2 separate regions of the Homo sapiens genome follow, and region 1 is linked to region 2. A link is a loop called in an ENCODE intact Hi-C map of the cell type or tissue named here. Cell type or tissue: MCF 10A. All regions are shown on one strand. Links, peaks and the distances in the headings refer to the core of each region. The heading gives the core; the rest is flanking DNA. Region 1 holds the start of LOC105376622 (a long non-coding RNA gene). Region 2 has its middle 16 kb from the start of ABTB2.

What was found. Peaks named below come from ENCODE experiments on the same cell type or tissue, not always from the same donor. Only the 100,000 strongest peaks of a DNase experiment are listed, where the experiment ranks them.
Region 1: it touches region 2 in a loop (4-fold over the local background); 10 of 110 quality-filtered maps call a loop at or near these places.

Annotation. Positions count from the first base shown.
Region 1 is chr11:34,419,769-34,435,178 of GRCh38, reverse strand. It overlaps LOC105376622 (a long non-coding RNA gene), which reads right to left and starts at 2,890. Exons shown (of 3, transcript XR_931180.3): 1 at 2,732-2,890; 2 at 2,062-2,167. It also overlaps the pseudogene CIR1P3. In MCF 10A, for the core only: no CTCF peak of the experiment used is centred there; a DNase peak (open chromatin) is centred at 7,658.
Region 2 is chr11:34,365,937-34,381,346 of GRCh38, reverse strand. No RefSeq gene overlaps it. Among named protein-coding and RNA genes, the nearest start is that of ABTB2, 16 kb to the right of the region's middle. RefSeq lists a cis regulatory region at 9,510-9,885. In MCF 10A, for the core only: no CTCF peak of the experiment used is centred there; a DNase peak (open chromatin) is centred at 9,636.

The sequences.
Region 1 (15,410 bases), core at 4,178-12,177, 54 kb before region 2:
ACGTGAGCCACCTCGCCCGGCCCTTAACTTATTTTTTATACTTACTAATGGAGGCTTGGAAAATGCAGGATAAAATATCAAACAATCATTCAAAGATTACGATAAACAGGTAACATTTTTACCAATATTTTCTCTCTTATATGTTTGTAAAGGAGTGTGTGTGTGTGTGTGAGAGAGAGTTTTACAATGGATCCTATAGAATACATAATCTTATATCCTGCTTTTTCCACCTAACATTATCAGATAAAACTTTTTCCAAGTCATTAAATCTTTTTCCAAAATGTGATATTTTTCTCCTATGCCTACACAATTTGCAATCAAAGGACTATTCCTTTATTTACATACTCCTTTACTGAGAACATTTAAATTGTTTTCTTCTATAACAGTACAGTGACATCCTTCCTCTACATTTGTATTTATTTCCTTAGGACCTGTTTTCAGAGGTCATTTTTGGTTCAAGTCATTTGAACTTTTTAAGGTTCTTGTGACATGTTGTTGATTGTTTTCTGCAATGCTCGAGCTAGTTTATACTGTCACAGGCACTGAGAGTGTGGATTGGAAGTGCAATTTTCAAGACAGGTGAATATCTGGATTCTGGATGTTCATCAATTGCATATTTCATCACATTCTTCTGAGAGAGAAGGCCTCTCATGTTATGTTCAGCCATAACCACTAACCCATGGGAGTCATCCAATATACTGGATGTCTGCTGTGTCCTGGGCCCCCTGCCTATTGGGCTCTGGGAGTACAACAGCAAAGGACGTGGACATAGACAAATAATCAGACAATAACACGGGGAAAAAGTGCTGAGAGAAGGGAAGGCCAGCTGTTATTAGGATTACCTAAGAAGGTCGCCTAACCTGAACCTGCTAAGTCATGGAGGCTTTGAGTAAAGCTGAGAAACTGAATAGGTGTCAGGCGTGGTGTCAGGAGTAAGCATTATATGATCCACCCTGCTACCGCAGAAATCCAGATTGTTAACCACTTTTCCCTAAAAGTCTGACTTCATTCATGGTGATATGGAGATGGCTTGAGTAGGACTCAGTAGCAAGCAAATATTTACAACAGGTGTTGAGCCTTTTTCAAGTTTGTGCAGGTCCACTGGCCTCTGAACTTGACTTTGACTAGCTTAAGCTCCTGCGGCTCACCCACATTCCCTCCTTGCCTCTGGGCTCCTGCAAGGCCTGGGTCAACCAGTCATGTTTAACTACTGGGATTCACATGCTTGGATTGAAGTTATTTTTCCAGTGCTGCTCTCTCAGAGGTATTTTGCTTGCCTCCCTTGTTTATGCTTTAAATGTTGCACCTGGGCTTGACCTTGGGTTTAAGTCTGTTTGCAGAAACCAGACATGGGTTCTTGTACTCTGACAATAAAAATAAAAAGTCAAACCTCATAGACAATCAACACATTCATTATGGACTGAGAGCACACACAATTATGCATCTGTGGAGAAATGAATAGTTATGAAGTATACATGTTTGGGTGGAACCATTGGTCATAGCTAGGAATGGTCAACTAGGGGGAACGGAACAGGTAGCTCTCTTCTCCCTTTCTTTACCATAAACCCAGATCATTACCTAGTAGGGCTCAAGAGAAAAAATAGCATGGTACATGGTTAACAGCCCCAGCGCTAGCATCAGAGCACTTGGGGTCAAATCCCACCATGGCCATTTACAAACTGTGTGAACTTGGGCAAGTCACTTAATTTTTCTAAGCTACCATGTTGCTTTTGTAAAATGGAGATAGTAACACCTTCTATATTAGGTATCACCCAAGCTTCTATAACAAAAAGAGCCTCCCAAAAAACCAACAAAATAGCATAGACAAGATCAAAGCTTATTTCTCTCACAATAAAGCATTTCAGACCTAAATGGTACAGGGCTGGTTAGGCAACTCTGCCATCCTCAATACATAGCTTCCATCTCTGAGTCCAATGTAGCTGCTCACTTGATCATAACTGCATGCCAGCCAGTGGGAAGGGGGACAAAGGAGCAAAGGGAGCCCATGTCCTTTCCTTTTTAGGGCACAATTTGGAAATAGCACACTTTATTTCTACTCACATTCCATTGGCCAGAATTTCGTCACATGGCTATGCCTAGCTATACAGGAAACCGGGAAATGTAGTCACTGGCTGGGTGGCCATGGGCTTGACAAAACTCAGGCATTCTATTATAAAAGAAAAGGGAAGTGAATATCGGTGGCTGATCAGCAGCACCGGCCACACTGACCTCCAAGGGTAGTTGGAGGTTTAGGGAAGATTATATGAACCATATGAGTTAGTTATCTGTATTATCTGATTATTAGTATTTCTATTTATTCTGGAGTGCCATGTAGCTCTTGTATGAGTTGCAACGCTGTTCAGAAAATACAGCAAACTTTGTTGTAGGATATACTATTATACTCATCCTTGCGGGATGTGCTGTAGTTCAGAGACTGCCTCTGGACACTGAAGTTTGGCTCCAAGGTCACATTATGATGAACAAAGGCCAACCACTGCCCTAAACCAAACCTTCCTATCCCACAAAACCATCCTTTCAAAACATATTTTGTTTAATTGACAAACACTTAATATTGCTCTTACTATGTCTAGGCTCTACACTGAGGGATTTTCCAATATTAACCCATCTAATCCTTATAACAATCCTATAAGAGGGAATGGACTCTTACTACCTTCACTTTACATCTGAGGGCACTAAGGTACAGAAAGGTTAAGTAACCTCCCGAAGTTACCCAGATAGTTTGCAATGGGGCCAGGATTCGAACGAGACAGTGTGGCTCTGGAGATCACATCTCCACTCCTACGTTGTTCTGCCTGTGACAAAGTGGGCAGGAATAAAGGAAGATCTTGAGTGAGTGTTCTACATTCTTAGAATTTAACTCCAGCATTGCACTACCCTCTGCCCACCTGAAGACGCGGTGTTACGGGAAGCACCCTGAGTAAAGCAATTGTGAAATCCATGTTTTGTACCCACATAGTTGAGAAGAACCACAAGAAAATGACATTCTTCTCAGTCTTTAAAAGACAAAAAATGGGAAGTTGTTATGGATTTGTAATATAAGAGCATGACAGGCCTAGAGAGCCACATGGGATTGAGGAACAGCCAAAGGCAGGAATGAGAGTGCTGGAGAAGAGGCAGCTTGCAGAGCAGCAAGGATGAAGGAGGAGGAGGAAGATCTCTAGCTGCCTCTCCTTCCTGACAGCAAAGGGCAGGCAGAGACTTAGCTAAACAAGTTCATTCAAAGAATCATTTTCCACCAAGCAAGAGGACCTGTTGCCCTGTATCATCTTATATGCAGCTCCTGTTCCAGGATACGTGGACATAAACAGATTCAGTTCTGAGACACTGTGACATGAAGCAAAATTCTCCTTCTTGTGTCAGATGTGGAAAGCAATTGCTCCAGGCAACCTGAAAATGAAGATCTATTTACTTCTTTTTTTTTAACTGAGAAAATAAAGAGAAACGTTATTTTATTTCCTTGTTTGTCCTCTATATAAATTCTGAAACAAATAAATCATGTCTAGTGCCTACCTGCCTCATCAGTGGGAACTGAACTTGCATTGATTCCAGAAAGACCAAACAAAGGACAGTCTCAATCTGCAGTGACATGATCCCATTTGTGACATTTAATGCAGTTCATATTTCTAACCTGAATATCAAAGGGCTAATTTTTTTTGTTTATGTGATCTTTGGCATATTTTTCTCATGGAGCTTCTTTCTGCCATTTAAATTTGTCTTCATTCTCTCCTGTTTTCTTTTTTCTCTGTTTCCTTTTTTAGCTCCTGGTGGGGCCTCACAAATGAAATTAAGGCCATTCTTTACACATTCATCTCCCATAAGCAATCTATTTTCATATGATTATTGTTCTTTAAGATACTGCTGCCTTCATTCTTCTTGTTTCTTCTTATCATATATTTTCTGTTCTGCCATTCATACTTTTTTTTTTTTTGAGATAAAAGTCTCACTCTCTCGCCCAAGCTGGAGTGCAGTGGCGCCATCTCCGCTCACTGCAACCTCCGTTCTCGGGTTCAAGTGATTCTCCTGTCTAGCCTCCTCAGTAGCTGGGACCACAGACACACGGCTAATTTTTGTATTTTTATAAGAGAGGAGGTTTCGTCATGTTGGCCAGGCTGGTCTCGAACTCCTGGCCTCAAGTGATCCGCCGGCCTCAGCCTCCCAAACTGCTGGGATTACAGGCATGAGCCACCACACCCGGCCCATTCATACTTTTTTGATACTGGATTTGGAGGCAAGATGAACATCCTTCTTGCACATGACATTGTCAGAGGATTTCCCCATCCTTGAGCCAGAGCTGGGGAAAGCAGTGGCTAGCTCTGTAAGCAACATAAACGAACTACTTAGCAAGCACTAGCTTAATTCTCTGAAACTTTGTACTGGGATTTTTCCCAATCCCATCCCACCCAATATTCTAAATGTCAATGAATAACAATCACCGTTGCCTTTCTCTTGTCTGGCTGGCCCCTGAGGTGTGAAACAACTTACTCGATGGGCAAATTATAGATGATACAATATTAGGATTTGTATCATCTTTCTCTTAATGCCCTTTTAAACTCTGCATCCTCAAAAGAAGCCAGAAGCCACGTGGCTCAGCTTGGGGGCCTGTAGTTTACCATGTTGTCTTCTCAGGAAGACCTTTCTTGACCACTTCTTTTAATCTTATAGCTTCCTCTGGCACTTCCTGTCATGCCTTCCCTGCTTTGTGTTTTCTCTGTGATCCTTCTCCCTTTTAACATACTATATAACCGATTTCATTTGTTTATTGGGTATTTCTCCTACTAGAATAGAAGTCCATGAGGATTGGTGGGTTTTGTTTCTGGTTTTGAATTTTCTGCTTATTCTTAGCACCTGCAACAGTTTTCTGGCACCCAGGATATTTGACTAAATGAATGAACAAGCAAGTGAATTAATAGATGAGGTAATACCGGGATAAACCATGTTACAAATAACCAGAGTAAGTGACAATTTGCCTTGAGGGATTTGAGGGAGAATTTGATCAGATGCCTGGCTCAAATACAGATACCCTCCCATTTCATTTTTAAATATATTTTCCTTTAGGACTTGAGTACTTTCCCATATTCTCAAAAAGAGTCCTCTTTTAAAAAATAGATATATTGCCGGGTGCAGTGGCTCATGCCTGTAATCCCAGCACTTTGGGAGGCTGAGGTGGGCAGATCACCTGAGGTCAGGAGTTCGAGACCAGCCTGATCAACATGGAGAAACCTCATCTCTACTAAAAGTACGAAATTAGCCAGGCATGGTGACATGCACCTGTAATCCCTGCTACTCGGGAGGCTGAGGCAGGAGAATCTCTTGAACCAGGGAGGTGGAGGTTTCAGTGAGCCAAGATCATGCCATTGCACTCCAGCCTGGGCAACAAGAGTGAAACTCTGTCTCAAAAAAAAAAAAATAGATATATTACCCCCATTATGAACCTTCTGACATGGTACACCAGGAAGGACTCAACATCGCTTCTGTGGCATTCCTATCAAAAATGCATACTCTGAATCTAATCATGAGGAAACATGAGACAAACTCCAACTGAGGAACAGTCTACAACTGGCCTTTTCAAAATATCAAGATCATGGAAGTTAAGGACTAAAGAACTGTTCCAGTTTAAAAAAGACTAAGGAGACATGCCAACTAAGTATGAAGAGTGTTCCTGGACTGGGTCTTGGAACAGACGGAAAAGACTTCAGAAACATTATGGAGACAATTTATGAAATTTAATATGGGCCATAAACTTAATATGAATAAGAATATTGTATCAATGTTAAATTTCCTTGTTTTGATCATTAGACTGCAGTTATGTAATCTCTTACATCAGAGATTTCTTTTGTGTCTTAGAAAATACACATTGAAGTATTTAGTGGTAAAGAGGCATGATGTCTGCAACTTACTCTCAAATGGGCCAGAAAAAAATATACATCATATATATCCATATACACATGTAAGTAAAGAGAGCAAGCACTTGACAAAATAAATAGAGCAAAATCTGGGTAAAGGGTAAACTGGAGTTACTTATACTATTTTTGTAACTTTCTGCAACTTAGTATTATATCAAAGTAAAAATTTACAAATAAGTATACGTATATTCCTAGGGTGAGTCATACATGAGCATCTCAGGTAATACCTTCATTACAAGTTATTCAGTAGCTGAGAGCAAGAACTGGACACTCTCACTTTTGTTACTTCTTCACCCCAACCTGAGGACCCCCACATGAAGATGAGGAAGAAGTGGAAGACATTAAATTCAAACTTCACCTACATCACCGTTTTGCCTTGGACCCAGTGACTTTTACAGAAACAAATTGAGACACAGAGAAGTTACATAGATTAAAAGATAGAAATACGGGTTAGGGCCAGGCAAGGTGGCTCACACCTGTAATCCTAGCACTTTGGGAGGCCGAGGCAGGTGGATTGCCTGAGCTCAGGAGTTCGAGACCAGCCTGGGCAACATGGCAAAATCCTGCCTCTACTGAAAATACAAAATATTAGCCAGGCATGGTGTTGCATGCCTGTAATCCCAGCTACTCAGGAGGCTGAGGCAGGAGAATCTCTTGAACCTGGGAGGCGGAGGTTGCAGTGAGCCAAGATCATGCCACTGCACTCCAGCTTGGGTAACAGAGCAAGACTCCTGTCTTAAAAAGAAAGAAAGAAATACAGCTTGGGGTGGCAACTCACACCTGTAAGTCCAGACCTCTGGAAGGTTGGAGCAGGAGGATCTCTTGAGTCCAGGAGTTCGAGACCAGCCTGGGCAACATAGTGAGACCTTATCTTTACAAAAAAAATTAAAAATTAGCTGGGCATGGTGGTTCACACCTATAGTGCCAGCTACTCAGGAGGTTGAGGTGGGAGGATCAGTTGAGCCCAGGAGGTAGAGGTTGATCAGTCCACTGATGATAGCTCACTGCACTCCAACCTGGGCAAGACAGCAAGACCCTGTCTCAATAAATAAATAAGTAAGTTAAAAAGTAGGAATATATAAACAGTTAACCAGACAGGCTACACAGAGAAATGACCAAACTATTTTCTTAACCCTTATACATTATGAGATTTAATGTGTTAATACTTATAAAACCCTGAAGTCATCTGACAAAATGTACCCTAAGCTTGCCTTTTATTATCCTGAGATAAGGAATTACTTGACAATGAACATCGTTTCTGACTTTTTTATGACAGTATAATTGGTTGACATTAGTTTAATAAATATCAGTCACAATTTTCAAAATAGGCCCTGATTTTATGGCTGCCTTTGGTGATGTTTGGAACATGCCATCTCTTGCGCTATTAAGTTTACAGATTATTCTGTGTATTGTTCTGTTAGCAAGAACCCTAGCAACACAAGTCTTGATGTCTGAAGTTAACTAAGTGCAAGAAAGCACCTTATCTTATAACAACTTGCATTCCTCAAACATCTGAGCTTCTGTTGAGTGTCCTCAGTAATCATCAACCCTAAAGTAACCCTTGAGCAAGGGAAAGTAGGGTGTTGGAAAGGAGCTGGGGCAGCTGAAGCCCACGACAAAAAAAAAAAAAAAAAAAAAAAAAAAAAAAAGATGCCAAAAGTGCCAGTCATCAAAACTCTTGAGTGCTGTAATGAACGCTCCAGGGAGCATTGTAGTTGGGAGAATGATTCAGCAGTGGCTGACTCTAGGCTACATGGACAGATTCAACGAAGTTTATGGTCAAAAGCATTGCACTGGCTGGAGGCAGAGGAGGTGTGTGGTTTGTAACAGAAAAAGGCATTTGTCCTCCTTACATCATATTACCCTGTGTTATTACTCTCTGCCCCTCTCAAATATATCAACACGAAAGCTCTGTGACCTAAAGATGAAAAGAAATCATTTGCAAAGGTCAAACATTTTTGTGTTATGAAACACAAAAGTCTATGAAATCCACCACATACATTGTGAAACCAAAGTCAAGGTTCTATTTATTCTGTGCCAGTTCAGTGTAGGAAGAAAAAGAAGTGATGAGGCATATTTTTAAAGACAAAAAACTTAAAAAAAATGGACAAAATTATGACTGCAGACATGTGGAGAGTCCTATCTACACCCTGTCAGATGGTCCAAACACTCCACTCCCAACCATTTAGCCAAACTTTGCATCTGTTTATGGCTACATCTAGGAAATCAAAAGCAGATGACAACATCATCACTGCAGCCAATGTTTGTAGCAAATATTCCTTCTCTCCAAAGGCTTAGAAATTTGTGAACGTGGAGCCAGGAAGACGGAATCATAATTAAATGCAGATGTGCTATCATGTTATGCTATTATGCACCTAAAAGAAACAATGACCTGGAGTGCAAAACCAGTGTCTCCCTGAGAGAGCCCCAGATGGCACAGTCGGGCTAAGGACAGATTTCACTGTGGGGACCTGGCTGTGAAGGAAGGCCTAGAAGGAAACTAAAGAGATAAACATTGAGATTAGAGAGTCTACCTTCGTCAATTTAAAAAAAGAAGAAACAAAGATATTAGAGAAAACTCATATTGATCAAGACTAGATCTCAGTTCTGAAATTCGGAGGAAAGTACTGTTTGTCCAGAATAAAAGGAGGGAATTTGCAAAATCCAAAGAATAGTGGATAAGGCATGGATTAAAATAGCTTCAGGCCAGGCACAGTGGCTCACTCCTGTAATCCCAACACTTTGGGAGGCAGAAGCTAGAGGATCGCTTGAGCCCAGGAGTTTGAGACCAGCCTGGGCAACATAGTGAGACCCTGTCTCTAAAAAAAAAAATTAAAAATTAGCTGAGCATCATTGCACACGCCTGTAGTCCCAGTTACTCCAGAGGCTAAGGTGGGAGGATTGCTTGAGCCTAGGAGGTTGAGGCTGCCGTGAGCTGTGATTGTGCCACTACACTCCAGCCTGGGTGACAGAGTGAGACCCTGTCTCAAAAACAACAAATAAACAAAAAATAGCAGCTTCAGTAGAAGCACATTTATCCAGAGGTGGAGGGAAGGAGGCCTGGCTACAAGAAACCTTCATGCTCAACTGGCAAATTCAGCTCTGATTGTAAAGCATAAAAGGAAGTATTTTTAGAGCAATACTTACTCAGGAAACAGTAAAACTGAACATTGTGTTTCATCATAACTGGCTCTAACTTGCTGTGGCTGATTAGGACCATAAATTTTGAGTGATTCAGGTATGCCAGACCCTCAAAGAATCTAACTGAAAACTGTTTATTGACCAATGAACCACAGGACTTGTTTTAACCAACATACAGGCCTGTGGACTCTTTCCTCTCTATCCACAGTGCTAGTTTTCAATCCTTAATTTGTGGCCGTTAACAACCGCTGATTTGTACCCCCTCAGTGAAACTACTCAATCGACTTTTTTCTATAAAATATATTCCATTGTCTGGCAAGTTTTAAAAAAACACTTGATTTTTTTTAAGCACTGAGGACCTTTATATATATTTTTTTTTCAATATTTTATATATATTTTCAATAGCTTTAGGGGTACAAGTGGTTTTTGGTTTCATGGATAAATTGTATAGTGGTGAAGTCTGAATTTTCAGTGCACCCATCACCCAAGTAGTGTTCTTTGTACCCAATAAGCAGTTTGCCATCCCTCATTTCACTTCCACCCTCCCCCTTCTGAGTCTCAAATGTTCGTTATACCACTCTGTATGTCCTTGCATACACATAGCTTAGCTCCCACTTACAAGTGAGAAAACATGTGGTATTTGGTTTTCCACTCTTGAGTTACTTCACTTAGAATAATGGCCTCCAGTTTCATCCAATTTCCTGCAGAAGACCTTCTTTTGTTCTTTTTTATGACTGAGTAGCATTCCATGGTGTATGTAGACCATATTTTCTTTATCCATTCATCAGTTGACGAGCATTTAGGTTGATTCCGTATCTTTGCAATTGTGAATTGTGCTGCAGTAAACATATACATGCATGTATCTTTTTGATTTAATGACTTTTTTTTTCCTTTGAGTAAATAGCCAGTTGTGGGATTGCCAGATTGAATAGTAGATCTACTTTTAGTTTTTCAAGAAACTTCCATACTCTTTTCTGTAGAGGTTGTATTAATTTACATTCCCACCAGTAGCATATAAGAATTCCTTTTTCACCACATCCTTACCAACATCTGTTGTTTTTTGACTTTTTAATAATAGCCATTTTGGCTGGGGTAGGTGATATCTCATTGTGGTTTTAATTTGCATTCCCCGATGATTAGTAATGTTGCACTTTTTAAAAATATGTTTGTTGACCATTTGTATATCTTCTTTTGAGAAATGTCTATTCATGTTCTTTGCCCACTTTTTGATGGGATTATTTGCTTTTTTCTTGCTGATTTGTTTGAATTCCTTGTCGATTCTGGATATAAATCCTTTGTTGGATGCATGGTTTGCAACTATTCTCTCCCATTCTGTGGATTGTATGTTTACTCTGATTATTATTATTATTATTGCTGTACAGAAGCTTTTTCGTTTTTGTTGCATTTGCTTTTGGGGTCAGTCATAAATTTTTTATGTTAACCAATGTCCAGAGGAGTTTTTTCAAGGTTTTCTTCTAGAATTTTTATGGTTTCAGGTCTTAAAGATCTTAATCAAATATCTTTTTTAAAAAAGAGGAACGTGAACAAGAAAGATAAAGGATGATGTGTGTAAAAAGCTAAAGGTGACTGTAGCCCCTAAAAGCTGTATAAAGAAGGGTAGGGTTTGGAAAGTGCCAGCTAATGCTTCCCCATCCCAGGTGTGAGGCAAGGACAATGGAAGGGATGTGAGTACACAGGGATCATTAAGAGACATGTGGCCTCTTTGGATGTAATTCCTGGAGTCCCAGCCACCACTACTGGCCCCTACCTCCATCCCAATGCTTTGGATTTCCTGGTTACAACAGCAGTGGGAAAACTGAAAATCCATTCTTTTTTTTTTTTTTTTTTTTTTTTGAGATGGTGTCTTACTCTGTCACCCAAGCTGAAGTTCAGTGACACCATCTTGGCTCACTGCAACCTCCACCTCCGGATTCAAGTGATTCTCATGCCTCAGCGTCCCATGTAGCTGGGATTACAGGCACCCACCCCCATGCCCAGCTAATTTTTGTATTTTTAGTGGAGACAGGGCTTCACCATGTTAGCCAGGCTGGTCTCAAACTCCTGACTTCAGGTGATCCACCCACCTTGGCCTCCCAAAGTGCTAGGATTACAGGCATGTCTGGCCTGAAAAGCCATTCTTGCAAGAGCTGTTGGTTCGACTCTTCACTTGGAGTCCAGGTTTCTACTGCCAGGGGCACCACCACATCCTGGCATCTCTCCTAATACCACACCATCGTCACCATGGCAACTGTTGCCTCCTCTCGTTTAGTTGCCATCACCTCCACAAGCTTTCACCGCCCCAGTGAGGTACCTCTCCCAATCATGTTGATGTGCCCACAGTACAGGGAGACCAACCATCCTGGTTTACCTGGGACAGAGGGGTTTCCTGGGATGTGGGACTTTCAGTGTTAAAATGGGAAAAGTCCCTGGCAAATCAGGATAGTTGGTCACCTTACCACCATAGTTGCCACAACTGCCACCGCCACTGACTGTGTCTTTGAAGTCGAGGTGGGAACAGTGGAGCATACTTCTGTCCTATGAAACAGTGCTAGGGCAGCTTTTACTTCCACCTTGAGTGCCCTGCCAAGCCCTCAGGGGAAATTCACACATCTCCATTTCCTTGAATGGAATCACGCAACCCTAGGAGGCTGCACTGCCTTCCCTCAGGCCATTTCTCGGTGACAGCTGTGTCCACCCCACTGTCACCCCAGCGATGTTGGCTCCAGGCTGAATCTGCCCATCTTTCCCGCTCCGTTATCTCTGAGGAGGACCTTCACCACACAACCTGAGGAAGGCAAACTGGACTTAAAACTTACTGCAATTGTCTATACGTGTGCACCAATACAATCCATAGAATACTCATGATTTTTAACTGTAAAATCTGCTCAAGTGTTATGCTAAAAGGGTGGAGAAATAATACTTTCAGATAGTTTTTTTCAAAAGAAAGAATGAAATATTTAAAAGAGAAATTTGTTAATCTCACCAAAAGCCTCTTTTTAAAAAAATTGAAATGATACTAATATGCTGTTTTTTATAAAGCCATATATATTCCCTTCAAGTGCTTTAGAAAATAGAGAAAATCATATAAATTTAACCTCCCAAAATCACCCCCAAATTTTACCATCCCAAGATAACCATTGTTAATATTTTTTCACAATTTGATGAATACTCTTCTAGTTTTATCTATGAATGTTTATGCACTTAAATATAGAAGGCTTTAAATAAAATGAGATCATATATATTATTTACAAATATTACATATATACATACTATATAACTTGTGCTTCTCACTTAATATGTCATAAACATCTTTCCATGTTGACAAATAAAAATCTCCATGATCGTTTTTAATGGCTACATGATATCCCATGTATTCCACAGTATTCCATGGATGTTTATTCTAGGCCTTCTTAGCTGCGGTAGATAGCAGCAGAAATTCTCCAAAGAGAAGCTTTTAAGAAAGCATTTTTCTTAACGGCTGCCTCCACTTCATTGCAGTGTTGACATCTCTTAAAAGCCTGCCAAAACTCCAATTCCCACAGTTGTTTACAGAGTAGCCCATAAAATAAGATATCTGAAATGGCATCTTTATCAAACATCACCAAAAAGAGGAAATAGAAAACCCAGAGGCACTCTGGTCTAATAGCCGTGATTCTTGTAAGTAGACTATTCCAGAAAACAAAAACAAAGAGGGGAAAGTAACTGAACTTCCAAACACTGGCAGTGCAATCCAAAGAGGTGAAAAGCAAATTCACATGAGCTGAATAAAGAAACTAGCAATCAGGAAGGAAGCACAGGGGAAATCACAAAAGAAAGCAGAAGAGCAGCCCTTGAGATAAGAAAAAGGAGGCAAACATGAGAAGGGTTCTTCAGAACTTGGAGATCACTGTAGATAACAGCAGAAGCACGGCCCGGCACCGTGGCTAATGCCTGTAATCCCAGCACATTGGGAGGCCAAGGTGGGCAGATTACCTGAAGTCAAGAGTTCGAGACCCACATGGCCAACATGGTGAAAACCCATCTCTACTAAAAATACAAAAATTAGCGGGGCATGGTGGCACGTGCCTGTAATCCCAGCTACTCGGAAGGCTGAGGCAGGAGAATCACTTGAACTTGGGAGGCAGAGGTTGCAGTGAGCCGAGATCACGTCACTGCACTCCAGCCTGAGTGACAGAGTGAGACTTCATCTCGAAAAAAAAAAAAAAACACCAAGCAGATGCATGAAGAAAGAGAAACAAAGGTATAGGAAACAAATGCAGGAGTGCAGACTAATACTTAAATGTCTTTTTTGGTCAGGGCTTTTAGTTGTGAAATATTTTATACTTAAAAATTTGAATATGATATAATTTATATATATGCAATACATACACATATTATAGAGAATAATAAAATCAAACATCTGTGATTCACCACTCAGCCTAAATAGAATCTTACCAATATGGGTAAAACCTTTCGCATATCCTTCCCTGATATTCCCCTTCCTCTCCCTTGCTTTCTTTTATGGTTTAATCAAACATATGTGTTCTATACATAATATACAGAGGGGAGAGTTAGCCTGTTTTTAAACTTTATATAAATGCTATGTGTTCTTTTGTAAACAGAAAACCTGCCTGAACAGAGTCCATCTTTAAGATTTAGAATGTCTGAGTATGTATCATAAGTGGTGGGGGAGGCAAAAGGAAAGTCCCCTTGCATGAAGGCTAAGATGTCTCCTATTAACCACATCAACTGGATGCCCTGTCAGGAGTTGGATGTATATGTATCTTTACATGTCTAGTAAACTCGTAGAAAGGTCTAACACAAATTTTTTTGCAGGGCCCTGAGAATCCTCTTATGAAACGACTCATTCTAGAAACAGCATGAATTGCTGGACCCAGGAATAAAGCCTGAGTTAGGAAGGAGAAGCGGTGATTCTGTGCTGTGCAACCATTGGGTGCAAGTTTAATTCCAAGGGAGAGACAGTGCTATAAAATAAAAGATGGAAGACTTCTTCTCCTATATTCTGTAACACACTGGAGCCCAGGCAACACTGCTATGACATGCCATCATAACAGATAGCAACATAAAAGGGAGAGAGCCATTCTTCCACACTCTGCCCATGATGGCACCAGTTGGGCCTGGGGTGCACATGGTGCCCAGTGGCACTGACCAGAAACAATGGGAGGTTCCCTGGGACCCAGAAAAACAAAGTAGCAGCAGTCCTGGCCAATTTAGATACCACTTTAATATCTTTCCTTGCTGGGATTCTCATAAATATCTGGGAGGAGACTTGGTAGAGGTTTGGACTTCCGTGTCTGATGAAGAAGTGAAATTTGGGTATTGATGTCAATGTGGTTCTATTTTCATCCTGAGGCTGGTAAGCTCTGAAGAAATTTCAAATTACAACCATAATATGTCAGGAGGTAACCTAGAGAAGAAGTAAAGCACTGTTTGGGAAATACAGGGCTAATTCAGTTTGCCTGGAACTTAGAATCTATGGAAGTTATTGGAGAAGTTATTGGCATGAAAGGTAGGTTCCTTCAAGGTGCTATGCTACCAACCCAGAAGGACAGGCTAAGGGGTATGGACTTTTAAGACTTATTCAATAGGAAAAGGAGAAGTGCTGAAAATGTTTTAACATACAATGGCATGCTCAAAACTGTGTTTTAGGAAGATTAATTTTCCAGCAAGATCAAAAAATATCATAAAATGGAGAGAGCAAATGAAGATCAGAAAACAAGTTCAACCACCTCTAAAAGAGTCCAGGTTAGCCGAAATAAGGGCAGTCGCTATGGGATTGATTCAAGAGCAACTGTGAAGTAGAATTGATGAGGACTTGGCATTACATCAGACACATCACTAAATGATGTTTGCAATCACACAATATACCCATGTAACAAACCTACACGTTTACCCCCTGAATCTTAAATAAAAGTTGAAATTATTTTTAAAAAATAAAATAAAGGGCAAATAACTGATTTCATTCACAATGAAAAAAGTTTCCAAATAATGATATGCTATGACTTGCTAATATATATTAAACTTTCTGAAATTTAATGCAATTGAAATTGAATCCATAATGACACCTGGAAAATCTGTACCTATTAAATTCTTCAGTGTTGTCATAACTTGAGTATGAAAGCCCTAAAAGAGAAAAACTTTCTTTATATACATCCTACTTTTTTTTCTTTTTATTTATTTAAAAGGAAAAAAATGTCCTTAAAAGAGAGGTTAAAATATGTCATTTTCCAGACCTTCAGATTGCTACACTGGTCACGTGAAGAGAAATCTGAAAACTATACAGGTGTCTTGTTCTAAAGAATCTGGGAAGTCAGACTTCAAGCGTCATTTCTCCAGATTCTGTGT
Region 2 (15,410 bases), core at 4,792-12,791:
GTGATGAACATCTTTAGAGCTAATTTCTAGTGCATGTCCATAATATTTCCATAGGATAAATTCTCAGAAATAAAATTGCTAGGTCAAAAATCATGCGTATTTTTAAGGCTTTGATGAGTGTGCTTCAATTGATCTCCAGAAAAAAAAAATGCATCCAAGTATCCATTCATTTCCTTACCCCTCTTGAAAATACTATTATTTCTGTTTCATTTACAGTTTTCCTACAATCCTTACTAAGATCCCCAAACTTGATGGTGTCTTTGATATAGCACCCACAACACACAAATCTGTGATTTCTATGTATTATTTACCCTCAGCCCTTGGCCCCTGACCTTTCATCTTAGCTGCATCTCGAGGACTTCCTCTGGTGGACTGGATTTTTACCATGATGTATTTTATGGTGGGATTGTCAACACATCAGATGGACGATGTGATTGTCAACACATACCCTGACTAATATCTAAGTCTTCTGACACACTTTTATGTGCTGCTTACTCAATTACTCAACATTTACTCATCACCAGCTGAATTTGTGAACTACATGCTAGGGAAGCAAAGATGAATAATAATAGTCTTTGACCTAGAGGATCTTCAGCTAAAGGGAGGCAGATAGGTAAAAAGATAAATCACAATGCAATGGGAAATATGCTTTTAAAACATTTTTATCCCATGTCATGATAGCAGAAATTGCTATGCAGTTCATTCATTTATTTCCATAATACATAATAGGTCCAAGCTCTATACTTTCATTTTCAAAATTTATTATTTTTTTATAACAAAGCAATACATGCTCATTTCAGAAAGATCAGAAAATGTAGACAAACAGGAAAAAAACGCTACTTTTAAACTGTAATCCCATCTGTCTTGTCACCATTAGCACTTTCATATATTAAGTTGTTTTCTACTTTTTTAAAACAAAAGTTAGATCAAAACACACATGTTGGCTGGGAGCAGTGGCTCATACCTGTAATCTCAGCAATTTGGGAGGCTGAGGCAGGCAGATCACTTGAGGTCAGGAGTTCGAAACCAGCCAGCCAACATGGTGAAACCCCATCTCAACTAAAAATACAAAAATTAGCTGGATGTGGTGGTGCATGCCTGTATTCCCTGCTACTTGGGAGGCTGAGCCAAGAGAATCATTTGAATTCGGGAGGTGGAGGTTGCAGTGAGCCTGGGTGACAGAGCGAGACTCCGTCTCAAAAACAAACAAACAAAAAACATTTCTGTGATTTGCTTTTTTCACCTAATTATCATAAACATATTTCAAGACAAAAGATATATTTCTGCATCACTTTAAATGGCTCCATATTATTCCACTATATGGATATTTACTTATTTTTAACAATCTGCCATTGTTAGACAGTTACATGTTTATATCTTTTTATAATTACTAACAATACTGCAATTGATTTTGTTGCTAAATATTTGTGCTCATTCTTATTTCTTTACCACAAATTCCAATAAGTTAAGTCATGTGATATTTGAAATGCTTTTCTCATAGTCAGATTTAGAGGCAATGGCTGTAATAGATATCTCCCAGCTCAGTTGCTTTTTGTGGCTTTGGGTTTCAGTCCTACCTGCTAAAGATTAAACTTGATCAAAGGTGCATGTTCTAAGTGACATTAGCAGTGTAGTAATCTAGGAGGTCATAGCCCTTGTCCTGCCACAAAAAAAAAAAAAAAAAAAAAAAAAAAAAAAAAATTTCATAAGCTCCATAGACAAATATAGCCCCAGGAAAGCTCTGGAGTACAATTAAGAAGATGCAGCAATCTAAAAGAACTGAGAACACCCACATAGAATACGGTAGGAAGCGTTTTGCCTGCATTCACCTCATTCCCCAGACAAGCAGAGCCCAGTGAAGAAGAATTTCTTCTGCTGTGAGTCCCCCAGTTGGGAAAAAAAGAGAGCAAAAGGACTTGGCAGGCTTCACCATCGAGGACCCCAGCAGTCATTGTGCTAAGGCCCTGCAGTCTTTGCCAAGAGTAACCCCAGCTGCCAGAGTCACCCAGAGCCCATCAAGCTACTTCCTCATGCCAGCCACAGATAAAGGTCTTTCCCTACCAAAGACAGTCTGTAAAGTTTGAAAGAGGTGACTGTTTCTTCAAATGCACAGACACCAATAGGGTCATATCTTAAAGATATTGTGGTTTGGGTTTCAGACCACTGCAATAAAGTAAATATGCAGTAAAGTGAGTCACACAAATTTGTTGGCTTCCCAGTGCATATAAAATATGTTGATATTATACTGTAGTCTATAAAGTGTGCAACAGCATTATTTCCAAAAAACAATGTACATATCCTAATTTAAAAATACCTCATTGCTAAAAAAAAGGCTAATGATCATCTCCTTGATCCACGGGCTGCAAAATAGATGTTGTGTTAGCAGGCAAAAATCAACTTTAAGGCTGGGCATAGTGGCTCATGCCTGTAATCCCAGAAGTTTGGGAGGCCAACGTGGGTGGATCACCTGAGGTCGGGAGTTCGAGACCAGCCTGATCAACATGGAGAAACCCCATCTCTAGTAAAAATATGAAATGAGTGAGGCATGGTGGTGCATGACTGTAATCCCAGCTATTCAGGATGCTGAGGCAGGAGAATCACTTGAACCCAGGAGGCAGAGGTTGCAGTGAGCCGAGATTGCACCATTGCACTCCAGCCTGGGCAACAAGAGCAAAACTCCATCTAAAAAAAAAAAAAAAAAACCAATTTTAGTTTTCTTATCTATCTCCATCAGAGAGAGATCTTGGGTGACTAAGCACATTGTCAATGAGCAGTAATATTTTGAAAGAAATATTTTATTGTGATAAGTAGGTCTCAACAGTAGGATTAAAATATTCAGTAAACCATGCTGTAAACAGATGTACTATCATCCAGTTTTGTTGTTCCATTTTTAGAGCACAGGCAGTGTAGAGTTAGCATAACTCTTAAGGGTCCTGGAATTTTCAGAATGGTAAATGAACACTGGCTTCACCTTAAAGTCATAAGCTGCATTAGCCCCTAATGAGAGAGTCAGCCTGTTCTTTGAAGCTTTGAAGCCAGGCATTGACATCTCTCTAGCTATGAAAGTCCTAGATTACATCATCTGATAGAAGACTGTTTCATTTACACTGAAAATATGTTGTTTACTGTAGCTACCTTCATCAGTGATCTTAACTAGATATTCTGGATAACTTGCTACAGCTTCTAAATCATCTTTTACTGCTTCACCTTGCACATTTATGTTATAAAGATGACCTATTTCCTTAAACCTCATGAGCCATCTTCTGCTAGCTTCCGACTTTTCTTCTGCAGCTTCCTCACCTCTCGCTGCCTTCACAGAATTGAGGAGTGTTAAGTCATGGCTCTAGGTTATGGCTTGGCCTAAGGGAATATTGTGCCTGGTTTGATCTTCCATCCAGACCACTAAAACTTTCTTCATATCAGCAGAAAGTTTGTTTCACTTTTTTTAAAATATCATTTGTGTGTTCACTGGAGTATTACTTTTAATTTCCCTCAAGAACTTTTCTGGACAAGGCATGGTGACTCATGCCTGTAATCCCAGCACTTTGGGAGGCCAAGGCAGGCAGATCACCTGAGGTCAGGAGTTTGAGACCAGCCTGACCAACATGGTGAACACCATTTCTACTAAAAATACAAAATTAGCTGGGCATGGTGGTACATGTCTGTAACCCCAGCTACTCAGGAGGATGAGGCAGGAGAATTGCCTGACCACAGGAGGCAGAGGTTGCAGTGAGCCAAGATTGTGCCACTGCACTCCAGCCTGGGTGACAGAGCAAGACTCCATCTTAAAAAAAAAAAAAAAAAAAAAAAGCTTTTCCTTTGCATTCACAGCTTGGCTGTTTGGCACCACAGGCCTAGCTTTTGGCCTGTCTTGACTTTTAACATGCTTTCCTCACTAGGCTTAATCACTACTAGGTTTTGATTTAAATTAAGAGACATGCAACTTTTCTTTCACTTGAACATGTAGAGTCCATTGTAAGGTTATTAACTGACCTAATTTCTATACTGCTGTGTCTCAGGGAATAGGAAGAGAGATGTCTCAAGGGAAGAAAGAGAGATGAGCGAGTGGCTGGTTGGTAGAGTGATTGGAACATACACAACATTGCCGTGGCTCATGCCTGTAACCTTCCACTTTGGGAGTCTGAGGAGGGCAGATCATCTGAGGTCAGAAGTTCAAGACAAGCCTGGCCAACATGGCAAACCCCCGTCTCTACTAAAATACAAAAATTAGTGGGGCATGGTGGTGCACACCTGTAGTCCCAGCTACTCAGGAGGCTGAGGCAGGAGAATCACATGCTGAGGATTTCTCAGCAGAAACCTTGCAGGCCAGGAAAGAGTGAGATGTTATATTTAAAGTACTGAGAAAGAAAAAAAATTGTCAACCAAGAATATTATACCTAGCAAAACTATCCTTAAAAAAGAAAGAAAGATAAACTTTTTTTCAGACAAACAAAAATTGAGACAGTTTGTCACCACTAGATCTGTCTTGTAAGAAATGCTTAAGGGAGTTATTTAAATTGAAATGAAAACATGATAAACAGCAACATGAGAGCATATGAAAGCACATATCTCACTGTCTATATATTCAGTAAACCATGCTCTAAACAGATATACTGTCATCCAGGATTTATTGTTCCATTTATAGAGCACAGGCAGAGAGTGGATTTAGCATAACTCTTAAGGGCCCTAGGATTTTCAGAATGGTAAATGAGCATTGGCTTCCCTTTAAAGTCATGAGCTGCATTAGCCCCTAACAAGAGAGTCAGCCTGTTGTTTGAAGCCAGGCATTGACTTCAGGTAAATATATAGACAAATACAGAATAATGTATCAATGTAATGGCATTGCATAAATTACTTTTAACCCTAATATCAAAGTTAAAAGACAAAAAATATTTAGAATAAATATAACCGGGGCAGGTATGGCAGCTCATGCTTAAAATCCCAGCATTTTGGGAGGCTGAGGTGGGTAGATCAGTTGAGGCCAGGAGTTCAAGACAAGCCTGGCCAACTTGGTGAAACCCCATCTCTACTATAACTACAAAAATTATCTGGGTATGGTGGCACACGTCTGTAATCCCAGCTACTCAAGTGGCTGGGGCACAAGAATCACTTGAACCTGGGAGGCAAAGGTTGCAGTGAGCCACGATCATGTCACTGCACTCCAGCCTGGGTGACAGAACAAGATTCTGTATCAAAAAAAAAAAAAGGCACAACTATAACCACAAATACCTGTTAATGGATACACAATATAAAAAGAAATAAACTCTGGCTACAAGAACAAAAATATGTATGTATGTGGCAGGGGCAAAAGTGTATAGTTTTTGTATGTAATTAAAGTTAAATTGTTACAAACATAAAATATGCAGATATAGCTACAAGATATTCGATTCCAGCTTTGAGGTAAACACAAAGAAAAAAAATAATAGGTGCACAAAAGATAAAAAGAAAAGAATCCAAGTAAATCACTGCCAAAACAAAGAAAAAATCACCAAATAACAAAAGAAGATAGAAAGTAAGGAAGAGAACAAAATAACTGCAAAACAAGCAAACAGAAACAACAAGATGGCAATAGTAAGTCCTCACTTACCAATTTACTTTAAATGTAAAAGGACTGCAAGAGACTCACTTTAGATTTAAGGACACACATGGGCTGAAAGTGAAGGAATGAAAAAATATATTCCATGCAAATGGTAACCAAAAGAGAAGAGGGTTGGTTATACTTATATCAGACAAAATAGACTGATATAGACAGATAGATAGATAGATAGATGATAGATAGATAGATAAAACTGTTTCTAGAGATAGATGAGGTCATTATATGATGACAAAAGCACAGTTAACAGAAACATGTAATAATTATAAATACTGTACACACTCTACATCAGAGTACCTAAATATATATGCACATATTGACAGACCCAAAAGGAGAAATTAACAGCAATACAATAATAGTAGAACTTTAATATCCTTCTTTCAATAACAGAACATCCAGATTGAAAATCAATAAAGAAACTTGAAAAGAAAACTAACTTGAACAACACATTAGACCAAATGGACCTAACAGACATATATACAGAACTATCCAACAGCAGAATAAACATTCTTCTCAGGTATACACAACGCATTCTCCATGATAGATCACATATTAGTTACAAAACAAGACTTAGCAAATTTAAGAAGATTGAAATCATTCCAGGCATTTTTTGGACCACAATGGAATGAAACTAGAAATCAGCAACAGAAAGAAAATGGGAACATTCACAAATATGTGGAAATTAACAATACACTCATGAACAACCGTTGGGTCAAAGAGGAAATCAAAGTTAATTTTTAAAATATCTCAAGACAAATGAAAATGAAAACACAACATACCAAAACTTATGAGATGCAGCAATAGCAGAACTTACAGGGTGGTTAATAGTGATTAATATCTATGTTAATGAAGAAAATCTTGAATAACTCACCTAACTTTAAACTTTGAGGAACTAAAAAAAGAGCAACACTAAGCCTAAAGTTAGCAGAATGAAACAATAAAGATTAGAGCAGAAATGAATAGAGTAGAAAAACAATAGAAAAAATCAACACAACTAAGAGTCGGGTTTTTGAAAAGATAAAATTGACAAACCCTTAGTTAGACTAACAAAGAAAAAGAGAGGGGAGAGAGAGAGAGACTCAGATAAACCCAGAAATGAAAGAGGAGACATCACAAAGGGTGCCTCAGAAACAAAAAGGATTATAAAAGACTATTATGAACAATTATATGCCAACAAATTGGATAACCTAGAAGAAATCAATAAATTCTTAGTAATATACCACCTACAAAAACCGAACCAAGAATAAATAGGCTGAACAAACAAATAACAAATAAGGAGATTGAATCAGTAATAAAAAAATCTTCCAACAAAGAAAAGCCTAGGACCAGATGGCTTCACAGTGAATTATATCAAACATTCAAAGAAGAATGGTGTATATGTGACACATTTTCTTACATATACACCATGGAATACTATGCAGCCATAAAAAATGATGAGTTCATGTCCTTTGCAGGGACATAGATGAAGCTGGAAACCATCATTCTCAGCAAACTAACACAGGAACAGAAAACCAAACACCGCATGTTCTCACTTATAAGTGGGAGTTGAACAATGAGAACACATGGACACAGGGAGGGGAACATCACACACCAGGGCCTGTTGGGGGTGGGGGGCTAGGGGAGGGATAGCATTAGGAGAAATACCTAATGTAGATGACGGGTTGATGGGTGCAGCAAACCTCCATGGCACCTGTATACCTATGTAACAAACCTTCACATTCTGCACATGTATCTCAGAACTTAAAGTAATAAAAATATAAAATATAAAATAAAATATAAAATATAAAATATAAAATAAAAATATAAAAAAAATAAAAATATAAAGTAATAAAAAAATAAAAAATAAATAAACAAAAAAGAATGAATACTAATCCTTCTTAAAGATGTTAATAATAGGGGAAACTGGGTGTAGGGCCTATGTAGACTCTCTGGACTACCTCCACAATTTTTTTAAGCTAAAGGTATCCTAAAATAAATTGTTTATTATATAAAAGGGCATGTACCATGGGCTGAAGTTCCAAGACTTTTACCCCTGCAGCAGGCTGGGGGCTATCACAGGATGACTATTAGCTCTAAAATGTAATGTCTTCTTCTTTTTCTTTCTTTCTTTCTTTTTTTGAGACAGAGTCTCCTTCTGTCACCCAGGCTGGAAGTACAGTGGTGAGATCTTGGCTCACTGCAACCTCCGCCTCCTGGGTTCAAGAAATTCTCGTGCCTCGGTCTCCCGAGTAGCTGGGATTACAGGCGTGCACCACCACACCTCCTGGCTACATTTTGTATTTTAGTCGAGATGAGGTTTCTCCATGTTGGCCAGGCTGGTCTCAAACTCCTGGCCCTAAGTGATCCTACCTGCCTCAGCCTCCCAAAGTGCTGGGATTACAGGCATGAGCCACCGCACCCGGCCTATAATGTCTTCTTGAAGCCTGATTGGCAGGCTCCCTGGGATAAGTTGCAGACTACCTTCCCAGGTGTTTCTTTCTTCCTAATAGTTTTCTGATATCAACATTTACATCTCAATTCTCTAAGTACACTCTTGGTAGGGTTCTACCTGGCGTGCACTCAGTGTGGCTTACCAGACACCATGGGGGTGTTCCCTGCTGCAAATTTGTACATGATCTTGGTGGACTTCAAGCTGACTGTCATGTCAGCATGTTAGCCCTGTTCAAAGAACAGCTTACTCTCTGGGGGTTTTATTCCTTTTTTTTTTTTTTTTTTTTGAGACGGAATTTTGCTCTTGTTGCCCAGGCTGGAGTACAATGGCAAGATCTCGGCTCACCACAACCTCCGCCTCCCAGGTTCAAGCGATTATCCTGCCTCAGCCTCCTGAGTAGCTGGGATTACAGGCATGCACCACCACACCCAGTTAACTTTGTATTTTTAGTAGAGACGGGGTTTCTCCATGTTGGTCAGGCTGGTCTGGAACTCCCAACCTCAGGTGATCCGCCTGCCTCAGCCTCCCAAAGTGCTGGGATTACAGGCGTGAGCCCCCGCGCCCCGCCATATTCTTATTCAAAGAAAATGAGGGCGGACGCAGTGGCTCAAGCCTGTAATCTCAGCACTTTGGGAGGCCAAGGAGGGTGGATCACGAGGTCAAGAGATCGAGACCATCCTGGCTAACACGGTGAAACCCCGTCTCTACTAAAAGAAAAAATACAAAAAAATTAGCCGGGCGTGGTGGCGGGCGCCTGTAGTCCCAGCTACTCAGGAGGCTAAGGCAGGAGAATGGCATGAACCCAGGAGGCAGAGATTGTAGTGAGCCGAGATCGCGCCACTACACGCCAACCTGGGCGACAGAGTGAGACTCCGGCTCAAAAAAAAAAAAAAAGAAAAGAGAATGAGAAGCAAGATGATGAAGTGGTAGAGTCCTTGAATGACAAACACTAATGAACCAGGGCTTCTGCAGCAGGCCCTGTGCTGGGCATATTGGTACAATGCTTTCAACATGGCTTGCCTAACTCTTCTGGTGTGCAGCGTGCCTGGAGAATTGCTAGATTTAACCCAAGACCCCAGTTATCAACTTTTAGAAAAAATCTTGGAATCAGATTACAGAAAACGAAACAAAATGGTGCTCAAAATTATACCCCAAGAGGCCAGGCGCAGTGACTCACGCCTGTAATCCTTGCACTTTGGGAGGCTGAGGCGGACAGATCAACTGAAGTCAGGAGTTTAAGACCAGCCTGGCCAACATGATGAAACTCCATCTCTACTAAAAATACAAAAATTAGCCAGGCGTGGTGATGTATGCCTGTAATCCCAGCTACCCAGGAAGCTGAGGAAAGAGAATCGCTGAAACCCAGGAGGTGGAGGCTGCAGTGAGCCGAGGTCGCACCACTGCACTCCAGCCTAGGTGACAGAGCAAAACTCCGTTTCCAAAAAAAAAAAAAAAAATAGACAACAACAACAAAAAATTATACCCCAAAAGTTTCACTACACCCCTTTAGTCACCAGTTTCCAGGCTAAGTCTGAACAAGGAGCAGTTGTTTTCCTCTCTTCAACACCTTGAAAAAGCAAATGACAGCAGAGACAGAGTTGCATCATCAGTATTATTTCATCAACTGCTTCTCAAGAATTTCAGAAAGCAGGCTATAACCAGACTCATGGGATGAGTCACGTGGCATTTGCTCTTGTCATTAAGAGTCAGAATGTTTGCTAAAACAGCCATAGCCTGAGTCATCACTTTACAGAATGTCACACGAATAATGCCCAGGAATAAAGAACATTGATTCTCTTTCTTTCACTCCCTGGAAAATACAGCCTTTATAGTGGGGTTATAAGGTACGTGAGAGAGCTACTTCATTAAGTTATTTTTTATTGTAGATTAAATGTTTGAGGTTACTTTTACTTATTGCTGGCCTAAATAATGTCCCACACTGCAATCCTGTCCTTTTTCTAGCTAACTACCTGATCGTGACTTTTCCTTGTTTTGAAGAGAGAAAGTCTTCTAAATGTCCCAAATTGTGGTGTTTTGTGAGTATTTACACATCCTTTGCCAAGAATCTTCATAAGCAAAATATGTGTGGCCCTACAAAGAAAATAGAGCTTTCTATTTTTGATCAATGAGTACTGCATAATTCAGTTAAACTCAACTGAGTTTAATCCAACAAATATTTATTATCTATTCTAGGTTTAAAGTGTACTAAGCTCTAGTGGGGAAAGAGTGTTTCTGTCTTCAAGAAACACAGAACAGTAGGAAAGAAAGACATACACCCGTGAAACAAATTATTAGCTTTACATGATAAATGTCATTCTTTCATTCAACAAAAATATTAAATATTTTCCATGAATCAGAGCCTGTGCGGAGTAGGAACCAGGGATACAAAATTAAATGAAATAGCCTCTGCTTTCAAGGTGCACACAATCAAATGGAGAAACACAGACAAGTAAACAATAGTTACATTAGACTGTGATGAGCGATGATAACAGCAGAAATGGGACCAAAGAGTTGGCAGAGGGGTCTGGGAGGCTTACAGAAAACTTCAGAGAGGAAATGACTTCTGAGAGTTCCCACTAAAAGGAAACAGAGGCAAAGCATGGTGGCTCATGCCTGTAATCCCAGCACTTCGAGAAGCCATGAGGGGCAGATTACTTGAGGCCAGGAGTTCGAGACCAGCCAGGCCAACATGGCGAAACCCCATCTCTACTAAAAATACAAAAATTAGCTGGGAGTGGTGCCTCACACTTGTAATCCCAGCTACTTGGGAGGCTGAGGCACAAGAATCACTTGAACCCAGGAGGCGGAGCTTGCAGTGAGACGAGATCGCACCACTGCACTCCGGCCTGGGCGACAAAGCCAGACTGTCTCTAAAATAAAGAAAAAGAAAACTGTGTTCCAGCATTCATCTGTTGAAATAGGATCACCCCTAATCCCACTAAACCTCTTCAATTTCGACTTGACTCCTTACTTTGATTTGGAATGTTTAAAGAAAAGGTCCTGGCCGGGCGCAGTGGCTCACGCCTGTAATCCCAGCACTTTGGGAGGCTGAGGCGAGTGGATCACCTGAGGTCAGGAGTTCGAGACCAGCCTGACCAACATGGAGAAACCCATCTCTACAAAAAAAAAAAAAATACAAAAACTTAGCCAGGTGTGGTGGTGCATGTCTGTAATCCCAGCTCCTCAGGAGGCTGAGGCAGGAGAATCACTTGAACCCAGGAGGCGGAGGTTGCAGTGAGCCAAGATTGTGCCATTGCACTCTAGCCTGGGCAACAAGAGTGAAACTCTGTCTCAAAAAAAAAGAAAAGAAAAGAAAAGGTCCTAATTGGGGCTCAATTTTTACCCTTTGTTACTGAATTAAGACATATCTCCACTATATTTGTAGGCTTGATTGTTTTTAAATTAATTATGCATTGAAAAGTCTAAAAAAGCTACTATCTTTTAGTTCTTTAAGAAATCTCCACACTGTTTTCCACACTGGTTGTACTAGTTTACATTCCTACCAGCAGTGTAAAAGTGTTCCCTTTACACCATATCCATGCCAACATCTATTTTTTTTTTATTATGGTTATTCTTGCAGGAGTAAGATGGTATCACACTGTGGTTTTGATTTGCATTTCCCTGATCATTAGTGATGTTGAAGATTTTTTCATGTTTGTTGGTCATTTGTATATCTTCTTTTGAAAATTGTCTTTTCATGTCCTTAGCCCACTTTTTGATGGGATTGTTTGGCGTTTTATTGCTGATTTGTTTGAGTTCCTTGTAGAAAGGTTCTGGATATTAGTCCTTTGTTGGAAGTATAGATTGCAAAGATTTTCTCCCATTCTGTGGGCTATTTACTCTGCTCATTGTTTCTTTGGCTGTGCAGAAGCTTTTTAGTTTAAGTCCCATCTATTTATCTTTGTTTTTGTTGCATTTGCTTTTGGGTTCTTGGTGATTAAGTCTTTGCCTAAGCCAATGCCTATAAGGGTTTTTCCAATGTTATCTTCTAGAGTTTTTATGATTTCAGGTCTTAGATTTAAGTCCTTGATCCATCTTGAGATGATTTTTGTAGAAGATGAGAGATGAGAATCCAGTTTTATTCTTCTACATGTGGCTTGCCAATTATCCCTGCACCATTTGTTGAATAGGGTGTCCTTTCCTCCACTTTATGTTTTTGTTTGGTTTGTCAAAGATCAGTTGGCTGTAAGTATTTGGGCTTATTTCTGGGTTCTCTATTCTGTTCCATTGGTCTATGTGCCTATTATTAAGCCAGTACAATGCTGTTTTGGTGACTATGGCCTTATAGCATAGTTTGAAGTCAAGTAAAGTGATGCCTCCAGATTTGTTCTTTTTGCTTTGTCTTGCTTTGGCTATGCAGGCTCATTTTTAGTTCCATATGAATTTTAGGATTGTTTTTTCTAGTTCTGTGAAAAATAATGGTGATATTTTGATGGAAATTGCATTGAATTTGTAATTGTTTTGGCAGTATGGTCATTTTCATAATATTGATTATATCCATCCATGAGCGTGGGATGTATTTCCATTTGTTTGTGTTGTTTATTATTTCTTTCAGCAGTGTTTTGTAGTTTTCCTTGAAGAGTTCTTTTGACTCCTTGGTTAGGTATATTCCTAAGTATTTTATTTTATTTTTGCAGTTATTATAAAAGGGATTGAGTTCTTGATTTGATTATTATCTTGGTTGCTCTTGGTATATACCAGAGCTACTGATTTGTGTACCTTAATTTTGTACCCTGAAACTTTGCTGAATTCATTTTCAGTTCTAGGAGCTTTTTGGAGGAGTCTTTAGGGTTTTCTAGGTATACAATCATATTATCAGCAGTGACAGTTTGACTTCCTCTTTACTAAATTGGATGCCCTTTATTTCTTTCTCCTGTCTGATTGCTCTGTCTAGAACTTCCAGTACAATGTTGAATAGAAGTGGTAAGAGTGGGCATTCTTGTCTTGTTCCAGTTCTCAGGAGGAATGCTTTCAACTTTTCCCCATTCAGTATAATGTTGGCTGTACTTAATTATACATTTAGTATAATTAAGATATGTCCCTTCTGTGCCAATTTTACTGAGGGTTTTAATCATAAAGAGATGCTGGATTTTGTCAAATGCTTTTTCTGCATCTATTGAGATGATCAGGTGATTTTTATTTTTAATTCTGTTTATGTGGTGTATCACATTTATTGACTTGAGTATGTTAAACCATCCCTGCATCCCTGGTATGAAACACACTTGATAATGATGGACTATCTTTTCAATATGCTGTTGGATTCAGTTAGCTAGTATTTTGTTAAGGATTTTTGCATCTATCTTCATCAGGGATATTGGTCTGTAGTTTTCTTTTTTTGTTATGTCCTTTCCTGATTTGGGTATTAGGGTGATACTGGCTTGTATGATTTAGGGAGGATTCCCTCTTTCTCTATTTGTAGAACAGTGTCAGTAGGAATTTGATCCAGCAATCCCACTACTGGCTATCTACCCAGAAAAAAAGGAGTCATTATATGAAAAAGATACTTGCACACACATGTTTATAGCAGCACAATTCACAATTGCAAAAATATGCAACCAGCCCTAATGCCCATCAATCAACACATGGATAAAGAAATTGTATAGATACACCATGAAATACTACTCAGCCATAAAAAGGAACAAAATAATGGTATTTGCAGCAACCTGGATGGAATTGGAGACCATTATTCTAAGTGAAGTAACTCAGGAATGGGAAACCAAACATTGTATGTTCTCACTCATAAGTGGGAGCTAAGCTATGAGGACGCAAAGGCATAAGAATGATATAATGGACTCTGGGGATTTGGGGGAAAGGAATGGGGGGGGTGAGGGATACAAGACAACAAACTGGGCACCTTGTATACTTCTCAGGTGATGGGTACACCAAAATCTCAGCAATCACCACTAAAGAAGTTACTCATATAAGCAAACATCGCCTGTTCCCCAAAAACCTATGGAAATAATTCTTTTTTTTTTTTTTTTTTTTTTTTTTTTTGAGACAGAGTCTCACTCTGTTGCCCAGGCTGGAGTGCAGTGGTGTGATCTCGGCTCACTGCAACCTCCACCTCCCAGGTTCAAGTGATTCTGCTGCCTCAGCCTCCTGAATAGCTGAAATTACAGGTACACGCCACCATGCCCAGCAAATTTTTGTATTTTTAGTAGAGACAGGATTTCACCATGTTGGCCAGGCTGGTCTCGAACTCCTGACATCAGGTAATCCACCGACCTTGGCCTCCCAAAGTGCTGAGATTACAGGCGTGAGCCACCTCGCCCGGCTGGAAATAATTTTTTTAAAGGCTACTATCTGAACTCTGAAGACCACTTCCTCCAGTCCCATCTGCAATTCAGCCATCCATCCCTGTGCTGCAGCTGTCTACAATCATTCCTAATATTAAGCACCCTTGCTTAAGGGCAGACAGAGACATTTTCAGATTTTTTAAAGAATTTATCATTAGGAATAGTTATGTGGTTCCAGATCTATCCTCTTGGGAGATTCAAAAGTTGTTTGTTTGTTTGTTTGTTTGTTTTTACTTTAAATCCTGCTCATGAGTTTTAAAAAATGGCTTCTTAGGTGCAAGTTCATAGCTAAATGATTGAGAGTGCCACCTGCCGGGAACACCTGAAATTCCTGGACTTGCATATTGAATTGCAAGTTTCCTGGACCCAAAGCATTTGAATCAAACTGAGACCCTCTGGTTACAAATGAGGACTCAGTCTCTACGGCTACAGAATTTGCATTTTAAAACAGTTTTGGGGTGCCTTGAGGTTTAAGAAACAAATGTCTTAGTTCCCAAACTTGCCTGATAAGAATCACCCGGGAATTTTTGTTTGTTTGAGACAGCGTCTCATTCTGTCCCACCCCAGAGTGTAGAGACACAATCGTAGCTCACTGCAGCCTTCAATTCCTGGGCTCAAGCGATCCTCCCACCTGAGCCTCCCAAGTAGCTAGGACTAAAAGCACCCAACACCACGCCCTCCTGATTTTTGTATTTTTCTTTTGTAGAGATGGAGTCTTGCTATATTGACAAGCTGGTTTTGAACTCCTGGGCTCAAGTGATCCTCTGGCCTTGGCCTCCCAAAGTGCTGGGATTACAGACATGAGCCACTGTGCCCAGCCAGAATGCTTGTTTAAAATATTTTTACTCCGGATCACATTACAGACTTACTGAATTCGTATTTCCAAGAAAGGTGCCTGGGACTTGAGATTTGTATAAAACCATCAGATGAATATTAAAAGCTGAAATAGATTCTCTATACCAGGGTAGAAGAGCACAATTGTTGATTTTGTTTTTTTTTTAAGCAGATAATTGATAACTAGAATATGAAACATCTAGGTCTGGGAATATGGCAACACTACCACAATCAAGTTGTCCCTGGATTCTCTGTC